Linked DNA regions of Homo sapiens: regions 1, 2 and 4 are each linked to region 3. Evidence: chromatin contacts called from ENCODE Hi-C or POLR2A ChIA-PET data. All regions are on one chromosome and are shown on one strand. The core of a region is the stretch at or near the end of the contact, and the rest is flanking DNA. Distances in the headings are between cores, read along the strand shown. Region 1 overlaps COL28A1 (collagen type XXVIII alpha 1 chain). Region 2 overlaps C1GALT1 (core 1 synthase, glycoprotein-N-acetylgalactosamine 3-beta-galactosyltransferase 1). Region 3 overlaps LOC107986764 (a long non-coding RNA gene). Region 4 holds the start of LINC03016 (long intergenic non-protein coding RNA 3016).

Region 1 (3,405 bases), core at 733-3,232, 100 kb after region 3:
GTGAGACTCTGTCTCCAAAAAAGAAAAAAAAAAAGGAAGGATATAGCCAGACACCATGTGCCTCCTGCTGTGATACATTAGAGAATACACCACCCTACCTATCAATATTCTGGCCTAGAAAAAACTGAACCTGGATGTAAACACGTCTCTTGACCTACCAGCTTTGAGTGTCCCCAAGTTCCTGCCGGCTATTACTACCAGCTTACAGTAATAGACGGAAGAGGGAGAAACACGTTACACAACACCATGAGGATATCATCAGCAAATCCGCAAGTACAAATAACACATACACTAACTGCGAGCTAAAAACAAGGGAGGAGTCTACTTTGATTAAGAGAGATTTAAGAGCTATTTCAATCAAATGCAATGTGTGGGCATGATTTGGATCCCAATCCAAACAAACCAATTGCAGCAAATGGGTAAGACAAGCTTGGAAATGTGAATGCTGGATATTTGCTATATTAAGGAATTGTTCATTTGTTTTAGGTTTGATAATAGTATTGTAGTCAAGTTTTTAAAAAGAGTTCTTACATTTGAATGACAAATGCTAAAGCTTTATATGGATGATGTCTGAGGATTGCTTCAGGATAATGTGGTGAGGGGAGGAGTGAAGAATATAGCTAAAACAAGATCAACTATGTGTTGATAATTGTTAAGGAAGTGTGATATGTAAATGAGAGTTCATTTCACTAGTCTTTCCACTTTTGTGCATGCTTAATTTTCATAATTGTTTTAATACAATTTTTAAAAATCCATAAACAATATCCAGCAAAAGTCTCTCCAGTGAACCTGAGATAGTGTTGCTGTAATAGACCCCCTTAATAATAATTCATGATTTTAAAGATATTAAAACTGGGCAAAGGGGAGGAGCACACAGGTAGATTCAACATCATTAGAATTTACATCTGTCGTGTGTATTCTTGGGATGTACCAAATGTTACATAATTTTTTTTTTAACATAGGGATACGGAGAGAAGGCAAGATTTTTTTTTAACAAAGTAGTATGTTTTAAGAAAAAATTTGACACTGTAGTATTTAATTCATGATTTTTTTTGTGTGAGAATGTTAGCTAAAACCTCCCCTCAACTAGTATTAATTACACTAATACCCACACATGGGAAAGCAAGCGGGAAAAGCAGTTAAAATAGGTCCATAGTTTACCTCAGGCCAGCCTTGTCAATGCTCAGTGTTGCTATTCATTCTCTCCTTCACAGTCTCCCTTATTCACGTCCCCCTAACCCTCAACCTTTGGGAGTATCTGAAGGCCAACTGCAGTAGGACAGCTGACCCTGTAGATACCTTACTGTTCTCTCTGTCCCGCAGCCTCAGCCAATGAATTTAAGATGTGTTCCATGTCATCTGTGGTCCTTCAGTGTTCACCTAAAACAAACTGTCCATCCTTATCCATATAATTGTTGACATATAGCTATGTTTCACATATCTAAATAATCTTTTGTATCTTTCAAACTACGGGAAAATAATGACTTATAGCAATGCTTTTGTGAATCTAATAGACTTTAAATCAAGTCTTAACGTTCTGCAGATATTAGAATTGGTCTGTAACACGGCATGAGAGTTGTTCCTCAGTGTATATGTACCATACTTTGATAGATGGGAACATTAGGCATTTAATGATCTGAGAATCCACAGAAGTAGTGTCTCTCCACTATGGTGGGGTCTTTGAAAATGATCTTTTGTGGTTCCATGGGCCGTGTGTCCATGTTAGGCCACCACACCTGGTAAATGTGAGCAAGAGAATTGCGGACAGGTCTTGCTTGGCCATTTGACGGCACTGGTTTTGTCATAAGGCAGCACCGTAGGTACCTAAGAAGTGCGTTGACCTGTGATATTTTCAGATACACAGTTTATTGTCAGTGGATACAGCAATATTCACAAATAAAGGAATTACAACAGGTTGTCGCATAGCTGGACATAGCTTCCCACGCAACAGCTGAGGGTTGTTGGAGCCTGCAGAGGGAGCCCTTGTATTAGGAGATAATGAACAGACGTGCGAGCAAATTCTAGAGTCGCCATTGGTAACAACATCTATCACTTTCCTAAGATGACAGTCTTAGCCTTACCCCTAACCCCTGCACCCACTCTCTCAAAAGAAGAATAACGGACTGTTTAGATGGCATACCACTTCCTCTTGGCCCGCCAAAGGGATTCTAGATGGGAGATACTACTTTCATTTTCACAGGAAACGGCCAAATTCAGGACTGTCTGCAGTATTTGTGCATATGAACTTAACAAATGATTCAGTGAAGACCACCTAGACCATAACCTTGCAGAGTGGATAATTTTAACTCCTTTAAAAATACACATCATCTTATGATGGTTCTAAAACTCACACATTGAAGCTTTCCCTTTTTAAATGAAAGAAGAAAGAGGAGAGCAAACACATTCATTCATTTTCTCATTAGTAAATCTTCACTTTGGTTAATATTAAAACTATTATAATAAATAATAAATAAAAATAATACTTATTAAGTTTATTATGCAGCAGGAAGTTTTCATTCATTATCTTACCTGATCTTATCAACATCAACTTATTCCATTTTACAGATAAGGAAACTGAGCTACAGCAGGATACATGACTTGCCAAAAACCAGGCAGTCTGAAGCAATTCAAACCCAGGTATGACTCCAGAACCCATCTCCCATTTTGATGTGGACTGGGACTAGATGCAAGACGCTAACTTTTCCATAGACTTTCTTCCAGCTGTCATTTAATGCAAAGACCTCGGCTGTTTGGCTGTGAAACTGTAAAAGTCCTTTCCCTACATCGCCAGTCACACCCTCTCAAGGAGAAGAACATCCTGGATTATAAGATTCATCCTGTATTACACAGGTCCCACACGACCTGCACAAGAATCCAGCCCTCTAAGTCTTCCCGTCCCATTTTCCCTCCGTTGCTAATCCTTGGTTTTGCGGTTTACTCCAATGTGTTAATTGACTTCATTCCAGATCTCCTACCTATACCAGTTCTTAATCTCTCTTCTTATCCATCCTACAATGTGTGTGATTTGGCAGCGTGATGCATAAAATGGCTACTACCACTAATTATATTTGAATTTGTTAGGATTCATAAAGATGTTTTACATACATTAGTCTATTAATTTATCATAATAAACCTGTGAAGTAGGCATTATTATCCCAAATCACAGATAAGAATGCTAAGCCTCAGGGAGACTAAACGACTTGCTGAGGTCACACAGCTAATAAGTGGCAAGGTTTCAAGGTGGAGCAGTGACAAGGAAACAACCCATTATACCTTATGAGTTTTCTAAAAATATCAATATAATATTTGAGGAAATAATCAGCCCATTAGATTATTTTCCTCCCCCTTACTCCCCCACACACTAATGAGGCTTTAATCATACTCTCTCCCTTTGTGCCAGCTAAG
Region 2 (3,258 bases), core at 128-2,627, 120 kb before region 3:
CAGAGAGATCTGCTGTTAGTCTGATTGGCTTCCCTTTGTGAGTAACCTGACCTTTCAGTCTGACAATTATGTGTCTTGGGGTTGCTCTTCTCGAAGAGTATCTTTGTGGCATTCTCTGTATTACCAGAATTTGAATGTTGGCCTGCCTCGCTAGATTGGGGGGGTTCTCCTGGATTATATCCTGAAGAGTGTTTTCCAGCTTGGTTCCATTCTCCCTGTCACTTTCAGGTACACCAATAAGACGTAGATTTGGTCTTTTCACATGGTCCCATATTTCTTGGAGGCTTTGTTCGTTTCTTTTTACTCTTCTTTCTCTAAACTTCTCTTCTCTCTTCATTTCATTCATTTGATCTTCAATCACTGATACTCTTTCTTCCACCTGATCAATTCGGCTACTGAAGCTTGTGCATGCATCACGTAGTTCTTGTGCCATGGTTTTCAGCTCCATCAAGTCATTTAAGGACTTCCCTACGCTGTTTATTCTAGGCAGCCATTCATCTAATCTTTTTTCAAGGTTTTTAGCTTCTTTGCGATGGGTTCGAGCATCCTCCTTTAGCTCGGAGAATTTGTTATTACCGATTGTCTGAAGCCTTCTTCTCTCAACTCGTCAAAGTCATTCTCCGTCCAGCTTTGTTCTGTTGCTGGCGAGGAGCTGCGTTCCTTTGGAGGAGAAGAGGCGCTCTGATTTTTAGATTTTTCAGCTTTTCTGCTCTGGTTTCTCCCCATCTTTGTGGTTTTATCTACCTTTGGTCTTTGATGATGGTGACGTACAAAATGGGATTTTGGTGTGGATGTCCTTTCTGTTTGTTGGTTTTCCTTCTAACAGTCAGGACCCTCAGCCGCAGGTCTGTTGGAGTTTGCTGGAGGTCCACTCCAGACCGTGTTAGCCTGGTTATCACCAGCGGAGGCTGCAGAACAGCGAATGTTGCAGAACAGAGATGTTGCTACCCGATCTTTCCTCTGGAAGCTTCGTCTCAGAGGGGCACCCAGCTGTATGAGGTGCCAGTCGGCCCCTACTGGGAGGTGTCTCCCAGTTAGGCTACTGGGAGGTCAGGGCCCCACTTGAGGAGGCAGTCTGTCTGTTCTCAGATCTCAAACTCTGTGCTGGGAAAACCACTGCTCTCATGAAAGCTGTCAGACCTGGATGTTTAAGTCTGCAGAAGTTACTGCTGCCTTTTGATCATACTGGTGACCAGGGAAGCGGGGGAAAGCCGGCAGTAACAGGCCTCACCCAGCTCCCACAAAGCCCGAAAGGCCAGTGCCACTCCCAAGGTGCCTCTTCCAGCAGCACTGAGTTAATTTCCAGGCAGCTGCTGAGCAGTATTGAGAAGCTGCCCCAGGCTATATGCCCTCCCCCTCCCCCGAGGAAGTAAGCAGGGCTTTCAGGTTTCACGCTTCCCTACCTGCCGTGGTTTCTTTGCTGCTTTCTGCACTGCCTGTTTGCCTCCTCCCCCGATTCTGTCCAGGAAACTTCATGTTTGTTTGAAACTGTTACACAGTTCAGCTGGAAGTTTCCTTCTCCTTGGGGTCTTTCCCCAATTCCACTGGCAGCTCTCCCCAAGGGCCTCTGTGAGACAAAGTCAGGAATGGCTTCCCTGGTGACAGAGAGTGCCCACAGGGCTCTTCTGCTTCTTCCTTTATCCCTATATTTCTCACAGCTCTCTAAATTAATCTCAGCTCCAGGTGAGGTCACATCCTTCTCTCGTGAATTGGCCCTTTGGGATCCCCAGTGAGGATGTGTGTTCAGAGGCAGACATTCCCTTTCACACATTGGGCACTCAGAGTTTTTTGGCTGTCTCAGGGGACCAGCAGCTGTAAACTGCTTCCTTTGAAAGGTCTATGGATTCTCTCGGCTTTCCTGGTACGTTCCCGTGGTAGTAGTTCTTCGAGTAAAAGTTCACGGTGTGAGTCTCCACACACTACTCGGTGTGTCTGAGTGGGAGCTCCAAGTTAGTTATGCGCCCTGTCTGCCATTATTTTCCCATTTTGAGTTAGTTTTCATATATTGTGTTATGTAAAAGTCCAACTTCATTCTTTTGCATGTGGATATCCAGTTTTCCCAGCAACATTTGTTAAAAACCTGTCCTTTTCCCATTGAATGGTCTTGGCTCCCTTCCCAAAAATCCTTTGACCATAAAGTGAGATGCTTTTTTTCCTCTGAATTCTTTATTTCATTGTTCTGTATGTCTGTTTTCATGCCAGTACTGCACTATTTTTATTAACGTAGCTTTGTAGTAAGTCTTGAAATCAGTAAGTATGAGTTTTCTAGCTTTGTACCTCTTTTTCAAAACTGTTTTGGCTATTCAGGGTCCCTTAATATTCCATATGAATTTTAGAATGGATTTTTCTCTTTCTGCAGAAAGCATTGTTGGGATTTCAGTAGGAACTGCATTGAATCTGTAGGTCACTTTGGATAGTATTGACATCTTAACAATATTAAGTTTTCTAATTGATGAACATGTAATGTCTTTCTAATTATTTATGTATTCTTTAATTTCTTAAAGCAGTGTTTTGTAGTTTTTGTCGTACAGATCTTTCACTGTCTTGGTTAATTCCTAAGGTTTCTTTTTTTTGCTGTTGTAAATGGAATTATTACTTCAAGAAGTGTTCTAGTTAGTGCGTAAAAATGTAACTCATTTTTGTGTTGACTTTGTATTTGCTTCTTTGCTAAATTAATTTATTAGTTCTAACAGGTTTTTTTTTTTTTTTGGAATCTTTAGGGTTCCCTGCATATAAGATCATATCATTTGTAAGAAGATAATTTTACTTTTTCTTTCCAGTTTGGTTGTCTTTTGTTTCTTTTTCTTTCCTAATTGCTCTGGGTAGAACTTCCAGTACTATGTTGAATAGAAGTGATGAAATCAGGAATTCTTGCCTTGTTGTAGATCTTAGAGGAAAAGCTTTGAGTCCTTTACCATTTGATCTTAAAGGAAAAGCTTTTAGTCCTTTACCATGTGTCTGATGTTCACTGTGGGTTTCTCGTGAGTGTTTATATCATGAAAGCATATTGAATTTTGTCAGATACTTTTTCTGCATCAATTGAGAGGACCATGTAGGGTTTTTTTTTCCTCCTTAATTCTGTTAATGAGGTGTATTGCCTTGATTGATTTCCATATGTACAACTATCCTTGCATTCCAGGATAAATCCCACTTGGTCATGATGTATATAATCTTTTAATATGCTGCTGAATTCAGTTTGCTAGTATTTTGTTGAGAATTTTTACATCACTGTTAATAATGGATATTGGTTTGTAGTTT
Region 3 (3,342 bases), core at 698-3,197:
AGGTCAGGAGTTTGAGACCAGCCTGGCCAAAATGGTGAAACGCCGTCTACTAAAAATACAAAAATTAGCTGGGCGTGGTGGCATGCACCTGTAATCCCAGCTACTCAGTAAGCTGAGGCAAGAATGCGGAGGCTACAGTGAGCCGAGATCATACCACTGCTTTCCAGCCTGGATGGCAGAGTGAGACTCCATCTCAAAAAAAAAAAAAAGAAAGAGGGAGGGATCAACTGTTTCAAAGGCTGCCAAGCAATTAAGTAGAATTAAACCTAAGGATTTTCCACTGCATTTGGCTCCTCTCCTCCCTGTTTCCTCTCATTCGATAGAATAGATTTATTCCTAGTGGCTCTTAGGGCCAGTCTTCCCCAGTTTGGGGAGACTACTATTGCCTATAGAATATTTTTTCCCTCTTCCCTACTCATAGACCCTACTTTTATCCAGAGTGCTCACATATCCACCTCCTCTGAAGCTAGAAATAACCATATGGCACAGGCCTAGCCAGTGAGAAGTAAACAGAAGGCATAGAGCGCGGAATTTGGAAAGTTCTTTAAAAGGGAGTAACTCAGTGGCAATGAGAGCTTGCTTCCCTTAGCTCATCCTTTTTGTTCCGCCTGGAACATGGATGTGACAACTGGAAATACATCCTGACAACAGGAAGACTATGGATACTTCCTAATGAAGGTGAGCAGGGAAGCTGGAAGGAACCTGAATTATTCCATCATGGTGTGGAGCCTCCAGGACAGTCCTGAACTATTTACCTTTTGATTCTTTTTTCATGGAAAAAAATACATATCCCCAATTTGTTTAAGATACTGTGATGCATTTGTTTTCTGTTATGTGACAACTGAACATAATCCCAAGTGACAATGCTAGTTGTGTGGTCTTTACCCATGGCTCTCCTGGCCAAAGCACTCCTGTCATCCCACAAAACAGAAATAACGTGGGGTTGGAGATGGCAGGCCATGATTCCTGGGCCATCTCTGCTAGTCCTATACAGCGGTATGCCTTGGTCATGTTGCTTGAACAATCTTTAAACTTGGCTTTCTTTGCCTGTAAAATGGCTGTGTTAGAAGGACCAACCCTTGACCTTCTTTTATGACTTTACATTTTTTCCTTACAATTAATTCTCTTGTTGGTTATCAATGAATTGCTCCGGTCATGCTGCTTGAGCCTGGATGAAATCAAGACTGTAAAAAGAAAAAAAAAAAAAAAAAAAAAAATCCATGAACTACAATAAAAATAAGCTCCTACAAAACTTGATCTCCAAAAATGGAAGGCTTCATTCCTTTTAGTGACTGCCTGGTAAAGCAAGAAAACACAAAAGCAAAATTTTTGATCATAAGTGAAAAGTAGGCTTGACACATTTAAAGGCCTAAATTTGAATTACAAAGTCTAAAAGTATTTCAACATTGTGGGTAACTTGTACAAGTGTGGGTTCGCATAAGACTTCAGCCATAACTGCTGGAGACACTGGTGGAACCCCCCAGCCCCCTAGAGAGTGGGCTGGCAGAATCGTGCAGGTCAACGTGGATGAGAACTGACTGCCTGGCTCAAGACCCATGCCTCGGGTCAGTGAGGCTAGCTTTGGAACCCAGGCAGAGGGTATGTGTGTGTGTTGTAGAGGGTTAAAGGAAGGCAAAGGAGAAATGAAAAGTCTAAGAGGAGGAAAGACGGGGGAAAGTGTTGCCTCTCAAAGAGAATGACTTTCAAAGTGTCATCTACAAACACTGATAGTTAGATCTAAAATGCCAGCACAGAATGTGCTGGTTAAGAGTAGTGTCAATTCAGGGTCCAGTGATTTTCCTGCTGGAAACCCTCCAAAGGAATTTGAGACACAGAGGAAGAACAGTCCTGGCCCGGGCAGAACTGCTTATGTCAATGTCAATGTTCATATTTGCATGACCGAAAACACACCCAGGGCAGGTTAGTCATGCTCGGGGCTATTGTCTGATCCAGCCCTGTCATTCTCACACTGTGAAAGAGAAGACTTCCACAACAAGTTCACTGGGGCGAAACGCTTAAAGTTGGTTGACAGCTTCAGCTGGGGCCACTTGTGTAGGAGCCCAGTCAGTTTGATCAATGTAGCTGAGTTGGCTCTGGGCTCTGTCATAGCCCCAGCTGGGTTCTGTTTACCATTTACTTCTGTGGGATATCAGCATATGCCTCCCAAAAATATGAAGGAATGTTGAGCTGAAGGCCATTAACAGGAAATGGACGCAGGCACACTCTCTGCCTTTCCTCTTTTTTCCTAAAAGCAGGATGTAGATTTACAAAGACATGTATATATGAAATATACATGTTAATAAACTTCTGTTTGTTTTTCTCTTCTGAATTTGTCTTTTGTAACAGGGGTCAGTTTCAATAAGAACCTGTTGAGGGTTATTATTTTTACCCTACAGTTCAAACATTTTGGTTTTTTTATACAACGATGTTGTAACTTATTGGGTTTTTTCTTATCATTAGGGGAGGAATGGTGGGCTCTTGGGTCTTTCTATATCTGGTAAAGGAGAGCCACGTGGTTATGGTTCAGTCCCAAGCAATATCATGGAGTCCCCGGGACAAAGCAGCTTGCAGGCATGCTCTGTGGGTTCATGGTTGGGAGCTTGTGACAGCTTTTCTTGTCAAACCCTGCCCAGAGCTCTTTCCACTTCGAAAAAGAGGCCCCAGGAGGCAGTGTCTTAGCTCAAAGGCATAACTGGTCAACCTAATGGAAGGACTTCAGATAAGTGGCAAGTAGATGGAATAGATATTTTAAGGTCACAGAGGACTTGCCAATTCCTTTATATCAGAGAACTGACGGGGTTTGGGACATGCTACCCCCCCCCCCAAAATATGACACCTTGTGCCAGTTTATTACCATTCGATCATGCCATTCCTTCATCCTATCACATTTCCTCCCCATTATTCACTCTTCCTCAAACCTACCATAAAATACACTCAGATTTAATAAAACTTATACTCAGCTTTAGTAAAACTCATATTAAATAAATGTGTTGCTTTTTTCTTCGTATAGGAGTCTCAGCCATTAACCTAGGGTGAGCAGAGAAAAAGGTACTTTTCTTCTCCTATAGAACCTTGGAACCTGCTTCATTTCTATGCCTGAACTTTGTACCAGCTGCTGATGTTACCTTGGGCTCAGAAAAATAGGTAAAGGGACTAGAGACAATAGGAGAGAGGGAAAGGATGGCCCTACTGGGAGAAGAATGAGGCAGTAATGTTTCAGATCACCACCATCAAACATAGGCCTGAAGATCCTACCCTTCTCCCATCCTATCCCTGCCCCCATCCTATCTCCCCCTGTTAACTGAGAATTTTTTATTCACCCATTCAACTGATACAAATTCA
Region 4 (3,177 bases), core at 35-2,534, 67 kb before region 3:
TTCTGGCTTAAGTCTTATTCTCTTATTCATGGAAATAGAAGACACTGAGCCCTTTCCCACATAAAAATATAGGACTACTGATTTCTAGAGCTTAAAGATGTTCTAACGCCTCGTTTGAAAGATTCAGAAACAGATCTAGAGATGTTAAAGTTTAGAAAAATGACACAAATAATGCCAGAAGTGGCAACAGAACTCAATTTTCCTGACTCCCAGGTTAGTGGTCTTTGTACTAAATGCAATTTCTTATCTTCCCTGAACAACCTGAGCTATGTACTTTAACAAAATTTTTTGTGGGTACATAGTAGGTGTACGTATTTATAGGGTTCATGAGACACTTTGATACAGCCATGCAACAAGTAATAATCACATCATAGAAAATGGAGTATCCATCCCCTCAAATATTTATCCTTTGTGTTACAAACAATCCAATTATACTCTTTTAGTTATTTTTAAATACACAATTAAATTATTGACTATAGTCACCCTATTGTGCTATCAAATACTAGATCTTATTCATTCTTTCTGTTTTTCTTTGACCCATTGTACTGCTAGATAGAACTCACATATTTGGTCCCTGCCTTTTCCCACCATTTGCAAATAGATTCTAGGAACGATCCTAATAGTTGCCAGGCACTGTTATCAGAGATCAAATCTGTCTTGTTTCCAATTGTGCCTGGGACATAATAGGATTTTTTTTTTTAAATAACAAAGCCATGTGTAGTGCTGCATGCCTGTTGTCCTAGCTACCCAGAAGGCTGAAGCTCAGGAGTTCAAGTCCACCCTGGGCAACAAGACTCCATCTCCACAACAAAAAAGTTTAAAAAGGTTACTATACGATTACTATACATTGTATGTATCAAAATATTACTCTCTCCCCCATAAATATGTACATTATATATCAATTAAAAGGAAGTAAATGGTGAGCATCCTTTCACTATGAAGAAAAGTTCTCCATATGCCCCCTACTTTCTTCTGTTTCATTTTTATGGAGACCTCTAAACAAAATGCTTTTCTCATAGATATGGAGGGACTCCTAAACAGGTTTTCTGCTTGAGAAAATCTTGATTTGAACTCCACGTATCATACACCATCAGGCAAAAAACCTCGCATTTACGTTGGAGAATACAGTCCAGAAAAAGAACAAAACCTCAAGTGTGGGCAGAAGATTGTGTGTATTTGCTATTAGGGAGGAGAGCTCAGGTTCCTTTTCTCTACAGTGACCATTAGACATTCCAAAGCACTGTCACTTGGTGTAGCTCAGTGCTCTTGGTTACTGAAGCAACAAGTGATCTCTGATGACAAAACAAAGGTAGGGTCGTGCCTAACACTGGTAAGGAGAAAACTGTGTCGAGTTAGTTAATAATTAATTTACATGTCAAGTTACAAGTTTTCTATCCTAAAATCCAAAAAAAGCAACAGCTCTTTTTTTTCCTCCAGTCATTAAATCACCCATTCAACAAACTTTCACCAGGCTCATGGTTTGTCAGCTATAGAAGAGAAAGGAGGGCGAAACCTGTGGTTAAGGCTTGCCTGAAGGATCTCACATTTGGGTTGGGGGCTGACATGCCAGTGAACAAATAGCCTCCTCAGGACTATGATAGAGGTATTTACAAAGAACTATAAGAGGACTGTATATTAAGTGTTTAGGGATCTGAGAAGTTTCAAAGAAATTGTGGCATTTGAACTGGATTTAAAGAATAAGGCTCAGGTACAACTTCATGTGAAAGAGTCGATATATTCACAAATTTGCCAAAGCCCAGTTAACTTCAATTCTTCGAGAGTTCCAGTTTTTTCCCAGGTGCAGTCAGTGTACCATTTTTTTCTGAGACCCACAGCCATTTTCTTTCATTGGCATGTTTTTAGGTTTATTTTTCAATAACTCCAGTACCCCTGAAATTTCCTTCCTTAGATCTTGAATAAATATATTCAAGTTGGGCATTACTGCATGGTTTGAGGATAATGTCTTTCCTGTTAAAAATATTTTTAAGTTTTTATACAAAGGTAATGTATGTGCTTGGTAAAAGAGAATGAATATAAAATGAAAAGCTATAATCTGCTACAGCCCCACCCAGCAGTCCCTTTGTCCAGCCATAAACAGAAAATAACAGAACTGTACTCATTTCCAAACTAAACACATCATTCTGCTCCTTGCCTTTTCTGCTTACTGTTTAATAACTTAGAGATAATTCTTTTTAATAGTTAACTAGATCTCTGTATGGATGTGCCACAATTTTTAAGCCATTCCTCTATTGATAATTGAGTTGGATACTTTTATTATAATTATTGCTGCACTGAACATCCTTGAAATGATTGTGTGGGTACAGCCATAGGATAAGTTCCTAGCAAGTAATTGCTGAGATAAAGAATGTATGCATTTAAATATTCATAGATACTGCCAAATTGCCTTCTTAAACTGTACTGTACTACCTTATACTACTACTCAACATTTGCGAGTATATTTTCCTGCCCCTTTTACCAAAGTTTTTGATTATTGAACTTACTAGTTTTATCACTGCATTAATATCTGATAATTGTTGATTTGTACTTAAGGTTTGAGTTTTTTTTATACATTGGTAATTTGCATTTCATCTTCGCCAGTTTTTAATATTGAATTACTAGGGTTTTTAAAAATTTTTATAAACTCTCTGAATATTGGTTTATTTATATGTATTAGAACTGTTATGATTATTTCGTACTTGTTTTTTCCCCACACAAACCAATTAATCTTTTCTTAGGGCTATTGAATTGTGTGTCTTGCTCACACCAAGGTTTATTTATAATATGCTTATGTTTTCCTCTTACTTTCATAGTTTCATTTTTTGTGTTTATATTTTTGATCCCTCCAGAATTTATTTTCTTATATGGAGTGAGGTAGGAAAATGGCTACCCGTTTGTTGTAATACACTTTATTTGACGATCCTTTCTTTCAACATTTATTTTAAATCACCATTACCCCATGATATTTCATTATCGGTTTGTGTATAAACTGTATTCTGGTCTGCTTATCTGCCTATTTCTTGTGCAGTACATTGTTTTAATGATTTCAGATTCATAACACTTAATAACTGACAGAATGAATTACCTACTTAAACATTTCGTACAGACACTGTGGTGGATTCTGCTACATATCATGGCATTATGCCATGAATGCTTTCCAGCATTACTGGCAGAAATAGC

What was found. A loop is a pair of places that touch in the nucleus more often than their neighbours do. ChIA-PET counts read pairs that join two places held with the same protein, here RNA polymerase II (POLR2A). Pooled maps may share reads with other maps.
Region 1: a loop to region 3 is called in a pooled map, with 4 times the contacts of the local background. The contact joins two enhancer-like sites. A Hi-C loop is called at or near these places in 1 of 168 maps with a recorded cell type or tissue (Calu3), 1 of 37 single-sample maps with no recorded cell type and 4 of 50 pooled maps.
Region 2: a loop to region 3 is called in a pooled map, with 5 times the contacts of the local background. The contact joins two enhancer-like sites. A Hi-C loop is called at or near these places in 7 of 37 single-sample maps with no recorded cell type and 5 of 50 pooled maps. POLR2A ChIA-PET finds 5 or more read pairs at or near these places in 1 of 52 experiments (OCI-LY7).
Region 4: a loop to region 3 is called in a map of B cell, with 2.5 times the contacts of the local background. The contact joins the promoter of LINC03016 here to the enhancer-like site in region 3. A Hi-C loop is called at or near these places in 1 of 168 maps with a recorded cell type or tissue (B cell), 32 of 37 single-sample maps with no recorded cell type and 5 of 50 pooled maps. POLR2A ChIA-PET finds 5 or more read pairs at or near these places in 2 of 52 experiments (B cell and activated CD4-positive, alpha-beta T cell).

What each region holds. Positions count from the first base shown.
Region 1 is chr7:7,422,614-7,426,018 of GRCh38, forward strand. All of the region lies in intron 25 of COL28A1 (collagen type XXVIII alpha 1 chain), which reads right to left. Among named protein-coding and RNA genes, the nearest start is that of COL28A1, 110 kb to the right of the region's middle. Within about 2 kb of position 1,983, at least 5 of the 41 ENCODE cell types and tissues checked have a DNase peak (open chromatin) inside an H3K27ac peak, as active enhancers do.
Region 2 is chr7:7,200,399-7,203,656 of GRCh38, forward strand. All of the region lies in intron 1 of C1GALT1 (core 1 synthase, glycoprotein-N-acetylgalactosamine 3-beta-galactosyltransferase 1), which reads left to right. Among named protein-coding and RNA genes, the nearest start is that of C1GALT1, 19 kb to the left of the region's middle. RefSeq lists enhancers at 946-1,464, 1,615-1,744. Within about 2 kb of position 1,378, at least 14 of the 41 ENCODE cell types and tissues checked have a DNase peak (open chromatin) inside an H3K27ac peak, as active enhancers do.
Region 3 is chr7:7,319,972-7,323,313 of GRCh38, forward strand. The region is part of intron 1 of LOC107986764 (a long non-coding RNA gene); the gene reads left to right. Among named protein-coding and RNA genes, the nearest start is that of LINC03016, 66 kb to the left of the region's middle. RefSeq lists enhancers at 1,623-1,722, 1,773-1,822. Within about 2 kb of position 1,948, at least 3 of the 41 ENCODE cell types and tissues checked have a DNase peak (open chromatin) inside an H3K27ac peak, as active enhancers do.
Region 4 is chr7:7,253,870-7,257,046 of GRCh38, forward strand. LINC03016 (long intergenic non-protein coding RNA 3016) reads left to right here and starts at 1,285. Exons shown (of 4, transcript NR_108073.1): 1 at 1,285-1,309.